2 separate regions of the Homo sapiens genome follow, and region 1 is linked to region 2. Evidence: chromatin contacts called from ENCODE Hi-C data. All regions are on one chromosome and are shown on one strand. The core of a region is the stretch at or near the end of the contact, and the rest is flanking DNA. Distances in the headings are between cores, read along the strand shown. Region 1 holds the start of PLA2G4F (phospholipase A2 group IVF). Region 2 holds the start of EHD4-AS1 (EHD4 antisense RNA 1).

Region 1 (5,151 bases), core at 2,580-5,079, 240 kb after region 2:
ATGGAGAGAGGGAGGAGTGCCTAGGGCAGGGTCTGGGAAACAGCCATGGCCCCATCCAGGATGGAGGGAGGGAGGAGTTCCTGGGGCAGGGTCTAGGAAACAGCCCTCCCAGGACCTGGGCCTCACGGGTAAGAATCTTTTACAGCAGCCCAAGGTCATACCTAGCCCCTCTCCCCAGACTCAGAGGAAGTGGGTGCTGGTGGGAAAGGGGGAGGAGTTGAGGGGCCATGACAGTGGCTGCTCCGGTGGTCTCAGCAGCCAGAGGCCCAAGTGAGTAACGTGCTGTGTGGGAGTAGGAGGCTGAGGTCCTGGGCTGTCCACCAAGTGCCTGGCAGCTTCTTGTCCTTTCCCTCTGGAGGTGCCTCCCTAGCACATCTCCCCTCCGAGGAGGGCTTGGGTGTCCTTCAGAGGCAACTGGGCCTGATGGGCCCTGTCACGGGTTCCTCACTGCCCCCCAGCCCAGAACAGCGCCAAGCTTGCCTTCCCCACTCACCACCAGAACCCCGTTGGTGATGACTTCAGATGCAGGCACCTGGCTGCAAAGGATGAGGAATACATGGAGAATACATCTGGCCCCATCATGATGGCCTCTACAATCATAATGTGACTGAAGCAGCGGGCAGAGCATGAGGAACACAGCAGGGTTTGGAGTGGGGCGAGCCTGCCGCCCAACATGCAGATGGGTGTCAAGACCAGGCCATTGCCTCCAGGCCAGGCCTCCAAGGCCAGTGCAGGACATGGTGACTGGCACCTAGGAGCTGCCCTGACTCAAATCTCTGAGTCTCTGAGGGCGTTGGCTCTACCAGAACTCACCTCTTCTCCAGAACAAATTCCACCTGCAGCTCTTGTGAATCCTACATGGAGGGGGAGGGAGCACCAATTTTTTCAAGGCTCCAAAAGCCTCCAGAGCTGTTCCTGCCTGCCAGCCCTGCTTGGCTCCAGGGGCTAGAAGGGGAGACTGGCATTGTGGCTTGTCATGGACATAGGAGGGGCAGTGGTATCTCCATGGAGAACCTCATTTATTCCAAAATATGTGTCAGGTGCTGTTCTAGACATTGATAATTCAGCTGTGACTGAGGGAACACACAGCCCTCAAGGAGCTCATATTTTGGTTTCATGCAAGGAAGATGTATTAGAGGGAGACCTTTATAGGGTCAGGGCTGCGGGGTGGAGGAAGGTCTGCCTTGGAGGCTTGGCCTGTGCCGACCAGAGCCCCCTCTTTGGTGGCCCTGTGCTGGGCCTCCCCTCCTCCAGCTGGGCTCTCCGCCAGCACTGGTGGGCTCACCTGGTGGTTGAGTGGGAAGGTGTGTTTGTGAGGTTGGCCACACTTGAGGCTTCTCAGGTCAAACAGGAGCAGAGAGAGCTGGTCGCTGCCCAGGATGTCCTTGTCATAGAGGGTGAGCTCCAGGACGTTCTGGGGACAAGGCAGGCAGGAGGTCCGAGCATGAGGTAGGACAGGAGGGTAGCTGCCTGAGGAGTTCCCCTCCCGCAGCCTGGCCCCTGGCTGGCCCTCACCTTCACAGCACCATGGATCTGGTAGTGGAAGGTCTCATTCCACTCGGGGTCACTGCAGTTGGCCACTATCCTAGTCTGGGCAGGGCTTGGGGACGCCGTGGGCAGCCACAGTTGCACATAGCAGTCGGCTTTGGACACTGCAGGTAGGACAGGGAGGGGCCGGGGCCTCAAGCTCTCATTGCTGAAAAGGTTTCCTTGGGGAGGCTAGGGCAGAAGGGGAAGGAGCAGAGTGGGGAGGGGAAGCCGCCCACGTGGCATGGTGGGGTGAGGAGGTGGAGGGAGAGCCTTGATGTCTTTCACTCCATCTTGATTCCACACACCTCCCATTCACCTGAACAGAAATCCTGCGGCAGCCAGTTGGAAAGATCCCATGGCAGCACAGACCATTAATTCCAGCTACTGCCTGATTCAGGCAGTAAAATCCCCTCCCTGTGTGGGCACTGGCATGGAAAGCTCCCTGAGAGCGCGTGCTGACTTGTAGCCACAGCGGGCCTCACACTGTCACCCAGGGCGGCACTCCCAGGCACAGGGAGGAGGCCGAGTCTGCACAGCTGTCCCCTCCAGCCCTGCCTGCCCTCACCTCCATGGTCAGCACCAGTCCCTCCACCTACTCTTGCACTCACACACACACTCTTGCACTCATGCACGCACACATGTGTAGTACTCTCACACTGGCACACACACACGTATATACACACACTCGTACTCAGTCACACACACTGGCACTCACTGTCATGTATACAGACACACATACACAACACGCACACACGTATACACACATACACACTCACGTTCACACACACTCGCACTCACATATATACACTTCCACTCACACTTGCACTCACACACTCCTACATGTGTATACACACTCGCAGTCACATTTGCACTCACACACTCGCTCACACTTGCACGCATGTATATACACACTCGTGTTCCCACACACTCGCACTCACATGTTTACACCACATATACACGCACTCACACACACGTATACACATGTACTCACACTTGCACTCACACATACTTGCACAGATGCCTACACGTATACTCACACATGTATACACACATGCACTCTCACTTGTACTCACCCATGTATACTCTTACACACACACACTCTCTGTTAGCCAGCCTGAGCTGAGCTCTGAGGAAGCCGCAGGGAAAGGACAGAGAGAAGGATGGAGATGGGGTCACTCACGCAGGTCTGTGCCCCGGATGTTTGTGGCCCTCAGCACCTTCACCTGGAGGTCATAGTATGGGTAGGTTTCCCGCTGCAATAACAGAACTCCAGGGACTCAGTCAGCTAGTGTGAGCCTGGTCCCTCGCCCCATTGTTCCCCTCGTCCCATCATGGAGCAGCAACCTGGCATAGGGTCACTGACGTCTCTGTGCCGGGGAGCAGGGAGACCTTGGCGGGTCCCAGGCATTGGGAGTTCAGCACCTTCGTGATGTGTCTGGACCCTGGAACCCATCCGGTCTGGGTTCAAATCTAAATCCAGCACGGACTCACTGAACTAACGATGGCTGTCACGCACCACACACCTGCAGCTCCCCTCAGACGCTCGCGCCCCCACTCTAGCTTGGGAGCAGCTGTGAGAGCTGTGCTAATGTTGTGCTTGAGAAGATTAAATATTAAAAGAGAAAACTGTGACACCCCCTCCCTTGCTTGCTCCCTGACAGAGGCTCAAAGACCGTCTAGGAGGCAGCGAGCAGGTGAGCGGAAGCCGAGAGTCACCGGCCGGCCGGTACCGGTCTGACGAGTCACCGAGCAGATTGCAGCTGGGCTTAGGAGAGATAACATCAGCATGCTGCCTACTGGGAGGGAAACTCTCCCCTCACAACCCCACCAGCTCCGTGGACTCTACAGCCAGGCTCGCGCATCCTTGGTGAAAGCCAACCCACCCCAGACAAGTGTCAAGTGAACTAACCCTCCATTTCCTAATCGGAGGGAGCTATTTTTAAGAGCCAAGGTCTAATTTAAGCTCTGCCAGGTCATCTAGAATAAACAGGTCCCACCCCAACTCAAAACCCAGGGCTGGGGCTGGTCTCAGTCTTCACAGGGCACTGCAGCTCCCAGGACTCCCCCAGTCCGGGTTTCCCAGGTAATCTCAGGTACGTTACCCGCCAGTGCCTCCACAGAGGGCCCCTCTTCTCTCTCTTCTGAAGCAGCACTGCCCCCAGGAGGGGCAGCATCTTGTCTGCCAGCCACCTTGGCCAGAGTGCCCAAAGCATGGCTGGGCAGCCCGGGCCCCAGCAGGGAACCCTGCCTGCGCTCCTCTGGTTGCACAAACTGCTGGCTCAGGTGTGACAGGCAGCACTGAGTTGGGAGGGTGGAGCTGCCTGCTCTGCAGAGAACTCAGGCTGGATGGCCTGCTGGAGGTGGAGTTTGACATGCTCCAGGAAGTGACTGGAGCTTAATTTCCCCAGGCAGGAGGCAGCTCAGTCCCTCTCCAAGAGACTCTTGGGGTCTCTGGTTAGCACTCTTGTTCCCAAACCCAGCGCCCTGGTTATCACTGGGCTGTTTGTGAAAAATAGACACCGGAGCTATTTCCAACAAGACCTCTAGGTGAAGCTGGCACAGCTGGCCCAGAGACCAGCTGGCAAGTGCAAATCAGGGAAGAGTCTCCTCCAGCTGTGGAAAAGGCCTGAAACTAGCCACCCTTCAAGTCCCACCTTCCCTGCGGCTCTTAAGCTGAAGCCTAGAAATCTCTGCTTCAGTGTTTCATCTGGGATCAAAGATGTTTCTCTCTTTATATATATTTTCTAATTATACTTTAAGTTCTACGGTACATGTGCACAACGTGCAGGTTTGTTACATGTGTATACATGTGCCATATTGGTGTGCTGCACCCATTAACTCGTCATTTACATTAGGTATTTCTCCTAATGCTATCCCTCCCCCATGCCCCCTGCCCCCCGACATGCCCCGGTGTGTGATGTTCCCCGCCCTGTGTCTAAGTGTTCTCATTGTTCAATTCCCACCTATGAGTGAGAACATGTGGTGTTTGGTTTTCTGTCCTTGCGATAGTTTGCTCAGAATGATGGTTTCCAGCTTCATCCATGTCCCTACAAAGGACATGAACTCATCAAAGATGTTTTTAATCTCTCCTGACCACCCTCATTAATTCGCCAAACACCAAGAGCCTGGTGGGTGCCAGACCTGTGCTAGGCCCAGAAACGCAAAGGTGACAGAGGTGAGGCGGGCCCATCCACATCCTGGAGAAATTCAGTCTCATGACTCCCTGTGGCTTTGGCCCAGGCTCGCTTCCTGGGTCAGTGTACAGTGTCCAGGTACAGACAGGCATATGGGCAGGGGGTTATAAATAAGGACAGGCCAAACAACAAGTCTACGTATCCTTCAGCGACCAGATATACAGGCTTTAGCATTCTCTTTGGCCATCGTAGGCCTTAGGCTGCAGATGGATGTGATGTTCGCTCTTCTGTGGACCACAACCATCAAGGTGGCTGAGACAGGCACAGTCTCCAGGAAGAGTGAGGATCTCGGGGGCCGTGAACTGTGGGAGGGAGAGAATTTCTGTCCCTCAACTAAGATTCAGTCATCTCCACTCTTCCCAAGGCCTAGAGTCACAGGCTGAAAAATACAACATCCAAAAAAGATGTGATTCAACTCCAAAATGAA
Region 2 (5,464 bases), core at 712-3,211:
TTGGTCGGCCTTGTTCAGCACGACACGGATCTTGTCGTCCTGGCCCCGGAAGGCCTTGATGGCCTCTGAGAATTCATCTGAGATGTCCAGCTTGTGAGCGTCAAAGAGCAGGATGATCCTGTCCACCCTCTCGGCAAACCACTGCAGGACCTGGCAGAAGTCATAGCCTGGGTGGAGAGAAGGACACGTCAGTGTAGCCACTGCTGCAGGAGACACGTTTAATGGGCGGCTCAGGAACAGTCTCGCTCTCCAGCAGCTGCCAGGGAGAGAGCCCTGTCTCCAACCTGGAGGCAGTGGAGGCCTGGTGACATGAAAATCACGGGCTGGATGAATCCGGGTGGGAAGGACCTGGGGAGCCCTTCCACAGGAGGAGGGAGGAAAGAGAATGGGGCTCATGGTCACTTTGGGAATTGCTGACTTTCATATCTGCGATTTCATTTAGTCCTCATGAGTGTTTTATTTCACCTAATACAGACCTTTTGCTTGATGGCAGAATTGATCAATGGTTTTATAAAAACACAGGCCATGGGTCAAAAGATCTTACTTCTGAAAAGTCTCACTTTTCTGAAAGCCCCAAATACAGAAGAAAGAGAACCAGAGGCCACCTGGCATCCCATGGGGGTATCCAGTAAGCATAACAGAAGAGGCATCGCCTTCAATTAACCCAAGTTTGTAGAGTGCTGAGGAGGTCAAAGGTTGGCCCAGCCAGTGTTGTGATCAATATTTATCTTTGGACTATTTATAACTCAGGTATATTGTGAATATTTTTTTAACATTACGTATCACAGCCATTGTGTAAAATGGTCTCTTGCCAATTTCTTTTTTTAAAATGGCCTGGCCCACAGCAAATTCTGTCCAGCCTATTCTGACCACCTCCACAAATCATGCAGCTGCATAAACACTCTTCAGCCCAAGGTCAAGGCTCTCAGGCCTTTCCCCAGGGAGGCAGATTCCCACGAAAAGCAAACAAGAGGAGGCCAAGCCCACAAAGTTGACTTTTAATCTCAGTCTGACTAGTTGCAGAAGCAGAGTCTCAATCCAGCCCAGCTAGTGCTGAGATGTCACCTGCCTGACCCCCATGCTAGGGGTCGTCTCCCCTCTTCTTTTAGATTTTGAAAACTTTCAAACATACATAAACATCTGTAAGTCATATAATGAATGCTGATGTACCTACCACATAATTTTAACAAATGTTGACACTTTGCTTTGTTTGCTATTTCAGATATGTTTTAAAACCAAGTATCGTTTCTTTAGATAACAAAATACCATACGGTGGTGAGAAGGAACTAGATCTTCACTTGTCAACACAGGTAAATCTCCAGAAAAGAACAAGAGTAAAAGCTTAGTTTCAAAAGGACATATACAGCATGATAACATTCATGTAAAATGTTAAAATACAAAATACTCAACCATCTGTGGATACAGACTATAGCACAAATACAAAAATGTCAACATCGATTGTGAGACCCTGGTTGGCTGTGGGGGTGGAGAAGGTGTGAATCCAAGGCAGAGGAAAAAGTATCTGAGGTGAATAATCTATTAGGTGAAAATAAAGAGGGTCTGCGGACTAAGGTTTCCATGCATTTGAAGAACAGGTGTTAGAGGAATAGCTGAACAAGCAAACTGGATTCAGGTCCATTTTTCATAAAGAAAACAAGACAGTTGGTAACGCTGAAGCCCCCTGTGCACCCCTCCCTGAGCCCTTCCCCCCACTAGCAGGCCGCTGTCCTGAGTGTGGTGTTTATGCCGCCACACGCGTGGATACTTCCAGTTCATGCTTTTCATTTCTCTGTTCTGTCTCACTGCGGCACTCCCTGACTCCTTGGGGATAAGGAAGACAAAGGCAGTTCTCGGAATGTGGGCCAGAGTTTATTTTCATTGCTGTCAGCAGCCAGTTTAGGTCAGAGGAATATCAAAGACCTACTGACAGGGTCACACATAGTCAAGGTTTCACTCTGAGTTCTGTCCCTGAAAGGCCAGAACAAACTGCCTCCTAGGGTAACACTAAGTGCTACTGCCATTTGAGACAGACGTGTGCACAGACAGCCCTAGCTCACAGGATTGTAGGTCCCCAGCGGATGAATGAACTGGCTGTTTGCTGGGTGCCGGGAAGATGCTTTGGAGCCACCCATAGATGGACCTGCATGGGGACTTGCTTTTCCAGGAGAGATGATTGATTCACCATGCTGACCTGACCACTCTCCCACGTGGTCTTCCTAGTGATCAGATGGGGTATCTGAAGGTTCAGAAACAGATCAAAGAAAACGCTGTGCACATGGAGTGAATGTGAGTTGCTTTTGCTGAATACCCTTCCTGTTGGGTCAGGAGGTATCCTTTATGGGTTGTGGAGGCTGAAGGTGTGGCAGAGAGTCCCTCGCCCCATTCCTTAGCAAGCTGGGGCATAAGCATGTGATCTAGAGTTAGACATTCACTTCCTTCCACCAGAGAGGAGTGCTGAACCTTGGGGAAATGACACGAAGACACAGTGAAAATAAGAATTTACTCATGGTGGTGGCGGCTTCCTAACTCTTTTCTAAGCCTAGTTCTCCAACTTTCCCATTAATCCTGTGACAAATTCTCCAAAACATTTTCTTTTCTGCTTAAATTAGTTAGAATCAGCTTCTTTGGTTTGCTATTGAAAGTGATGATAAGGCTGGGCACGGTGGCTAATGCCTGTAATTCCAGCACTCTGGGAGGCAGAGGCGGGAGGATTGTTTGAGGCTAGGAGTTTGAAACCACCTGGCAATATGGTGAGACCCTGTCTCTACAAAAAATAAAAACAAATTAACTGGGTGTGGTGGCGTATGCATGTGGGCTCAGCTACTTGGGAGGCTGAGGCAGGAAGATCACTTGAGGCCAGGAGTTTGAGGCAGTGAGCCATGGACCCACCACTATACTCCAGCCTGGGTGAGAGAGTGAGACCCTGTCACAAAAACAAAACAAAACAAAACAAACAAAACCACAATTGGTAAACAATCCTCCCCTCACCCCCATTTAAGATTTCGGAATACCTCTTACTGTCGGTTCCGAAAGAAACCTGCCACCCAAACTGAAACACAGCTGCTGCTGCTAGCTGCGCTCGCGCCAACCCTGCCGTGCTTGTGCCAACCCAGCCGTGCAGATGCAGTCTCTCTTCCTCCCAGGGCCGCCTGGGTTGAATGGTTACCTTTGATTGCAACACTTGTGTTTAAACTTTAACTTAAATTTGAGTTCCTAACAGTTAATTTAAGCATCTTTAAAAAAGATGCCATTTCAATGCTATAGTGAAATCAAAAGTTATTAGGAACAGAGCTGCCAGATTTAAGTTTACTATAAGTGACGCCAATACTCATGTCTGGAGGAACAGGTACATATCCATATTTTCTTGTGTTAAAGCAACAATGAGAGCTTAATATAGTTCGAGAAGTACAGGTAGGCAGAGCTGTGTTTGTTCTGTCCCTGAGCAGGTGTAAGAGGACGGTCTGTCACACATCAGGCAACACAATCAAAGGAGTAGAAATCACCGTGTCCAAAAGAGAGCAAGGAATGATCAAAGCTGGGAGAGGTTGGTCTGCTTACCACCTCCCCCTACAAAGTTAGGATTATTTTGCTACTTTAAGCATTTTAAGTGTACTGCACAGTGGCATTAAATAAGTCACATTGTCGTACAACCACCACCACCATCCAACTGAAACTCTGAACCCATTAAGCACTAATTCTCCCCTCCTCTCTCTAGCCCCTGGCGACCACCATTCTACTTTTTGTCTCTATGAATTTGACTACTCTAGGTACTTCAGAGAAGTGTCCTTTTGTGCCCGGCTTCTTTCACTCAGCACAACGTCCTCAAGGTCCATCTGTGGTGTAGCATGTGTCAGAGTCTCTCCCTCCTCCTAAGGCTGAATAGGTCGGCTTGATTCTTGTGTCATGAAGGACTCAGGCGGCAAATACCTAGCTACCCAAAAATCCCAGCGGATCTAACTCCCAACATGTCATTTAGTCTGCCTGCTAAAGGAAAACGGTGATTCAGAAGGACCTAGAGACCACTGATCCTCAAAGCCTGTTCCTGTGTTGGAATGAAATAAGGGGCTTGCTAAAGTTTAGACTCCTAGGCCCCTCCCCAGAGCCACTGAATCAGAATCCCTGGGGCTGAGCCTGGGGATCTGCACTTGGAAGCTTCCCAGGTGATTGCAATGCATGGTGCAGTTTGAGGATCACTGTCTAGACTGAATACCAGGGTGGGGAAATTGTACAGATAGGTTTATGTTCCTGTTGGTTAGCAAGCAACAAAGCAAATCAAACACATTTAAAGTAGTATTAGTTCCTTTTATTCCAAAAAGTTACCAATAGATGTTTAGGTGGTGCATCACAGGTCGAGGAAACAGAACTGAAACATGCTTATCTGAAGACAGATTTTAAAACTCACCCAAGCTCCCTGCTTTTGCCCATGCTGGGCTATGGCCCTGGTGAACCCTTCCTCTATGGTCTAGACTGAGCCTAGAAAGCCAGCCCAAACCCTAGTCATTCTTCAAAATATCTGGGCCAACTTTGATTAAGTTAGACATTACTTAACGTTAAGCTCCAGTTTTTTTCACCTGTAAGATCGGGTTGTTGAGTGATTACCTGAGAAAATGCTTTTATCCATAAGGCATTGAGACTTTGTTAACTTTCAGCAAATTTGAGCTGTGGTTACTCTGGTTTCCTCAACTGCTCCCCATCCTGAGTTCCCTTGCCTGTGCTGCCTATGGCACCACTTCACACAGGGTATTAAAATCAGAGGGATGGGCTGGTCTCTTTCATTAGATTATATATTCTCTAACCACAGGAACTGTGTCTTCATCATGGTCACACAAGATAGTGGCGGACAATGTGGGCCTTGGACCCAGACTGCCTGGGACCTTCCTGGCTCCATCACTTACTAATTCTGCGACCTTGGGCAAATTACTTCACCTCTCTGTGCCTCGTTTCCTCATCTGTAATAACAGTGTCTTGGGGCTACCCTAGGGCTGATAATAGTATCCACAGGCCTCAGGAGCTGCAGAGTTAATATACGTGAAGCATTTAGAATCACCTTGGCACCTAGAAAGCTGTCCAAAATGCTATCTACTGGTTATTTAAAAAATCTTTGTATCCAGTGCCTGGCATACAGGGGGGATGCAAGAAATATTTGTGGGAGAAGTGACAGAAAGCAGGCAGTGGCTGCCTATGACGGGAGCCCGGCTGGTGAGTGGAACAGACAAACAGGGAGCGTCTCAGGGTGATGGAAAGTTTCTATATCTTGATGATGGCCATAGTCACACGAGTATGCAAATATGTCAAATTCACCAAACTGTACAATTAGATAGAATAGATGCATTTTTCACGCCTGTAATCCCAGCATTTTGGGAGGTCAAGGCAGGTGGATCGCCTGAGGTCAGGAGTTCGAGACCAGCCTGGCCAACTTCGCGAAACCCTGTCTCTACTAAAAATACAAAAATTAGCCAGGCTA

Evidence for each region. A loop is a pair of places that touch in the nucleus more often than their neighbours do. Pooled maps may share reads with other maps.
Region 1: a loop to region 2 is called in a pooled map, with 2.6 times the contacts of the local background. The contact joins the promoter of PLA2G4F here to the promoter of EHD4-AS1 in region 2. A Hi-C loop is called at or near these places in 2 of 168 maps with a recorded cell type or tissue (gastrocnemius medialis and heart left ventricle) and 1 of 50 pooled maps.

Annotation. Positions count from the first base shown.
Region 1 is chr15:42,152,807-42,157,957 of GRCh38, forward strand. It overlaps PLA2G4F (phospholipase A2 group IVF), which reads right to left and starts at 3,830. Exons shown (of 20, transcript NM_213600.4): 1 at 3,633-3,830; 2 at 2,711-2,783; 3 at 1,516-1,652; 4 at 1,286-1,414; 5 at 814-854; 6 at 494-536. The coding sequence starts at 3,743. RefSeq lists enhancers at 1,253-1,763, 3,555-4,270.
Region 2 is chr15:41,919,456-41,924,919 of GRCh38, forward strand. EHD4-AS1 (EHD4 antisense RNA 1) reads left to right here and starts at 1,962. Exons shown (of 4, transcript NR_120332.1): 1 at 1,962-2,286. EHD4 (EH domain containing 4) reads right to left here. Exons shown (of 6, transcript NM_139265.4): 4 at 1-167. RefSeq lists an enhancer at 1-453.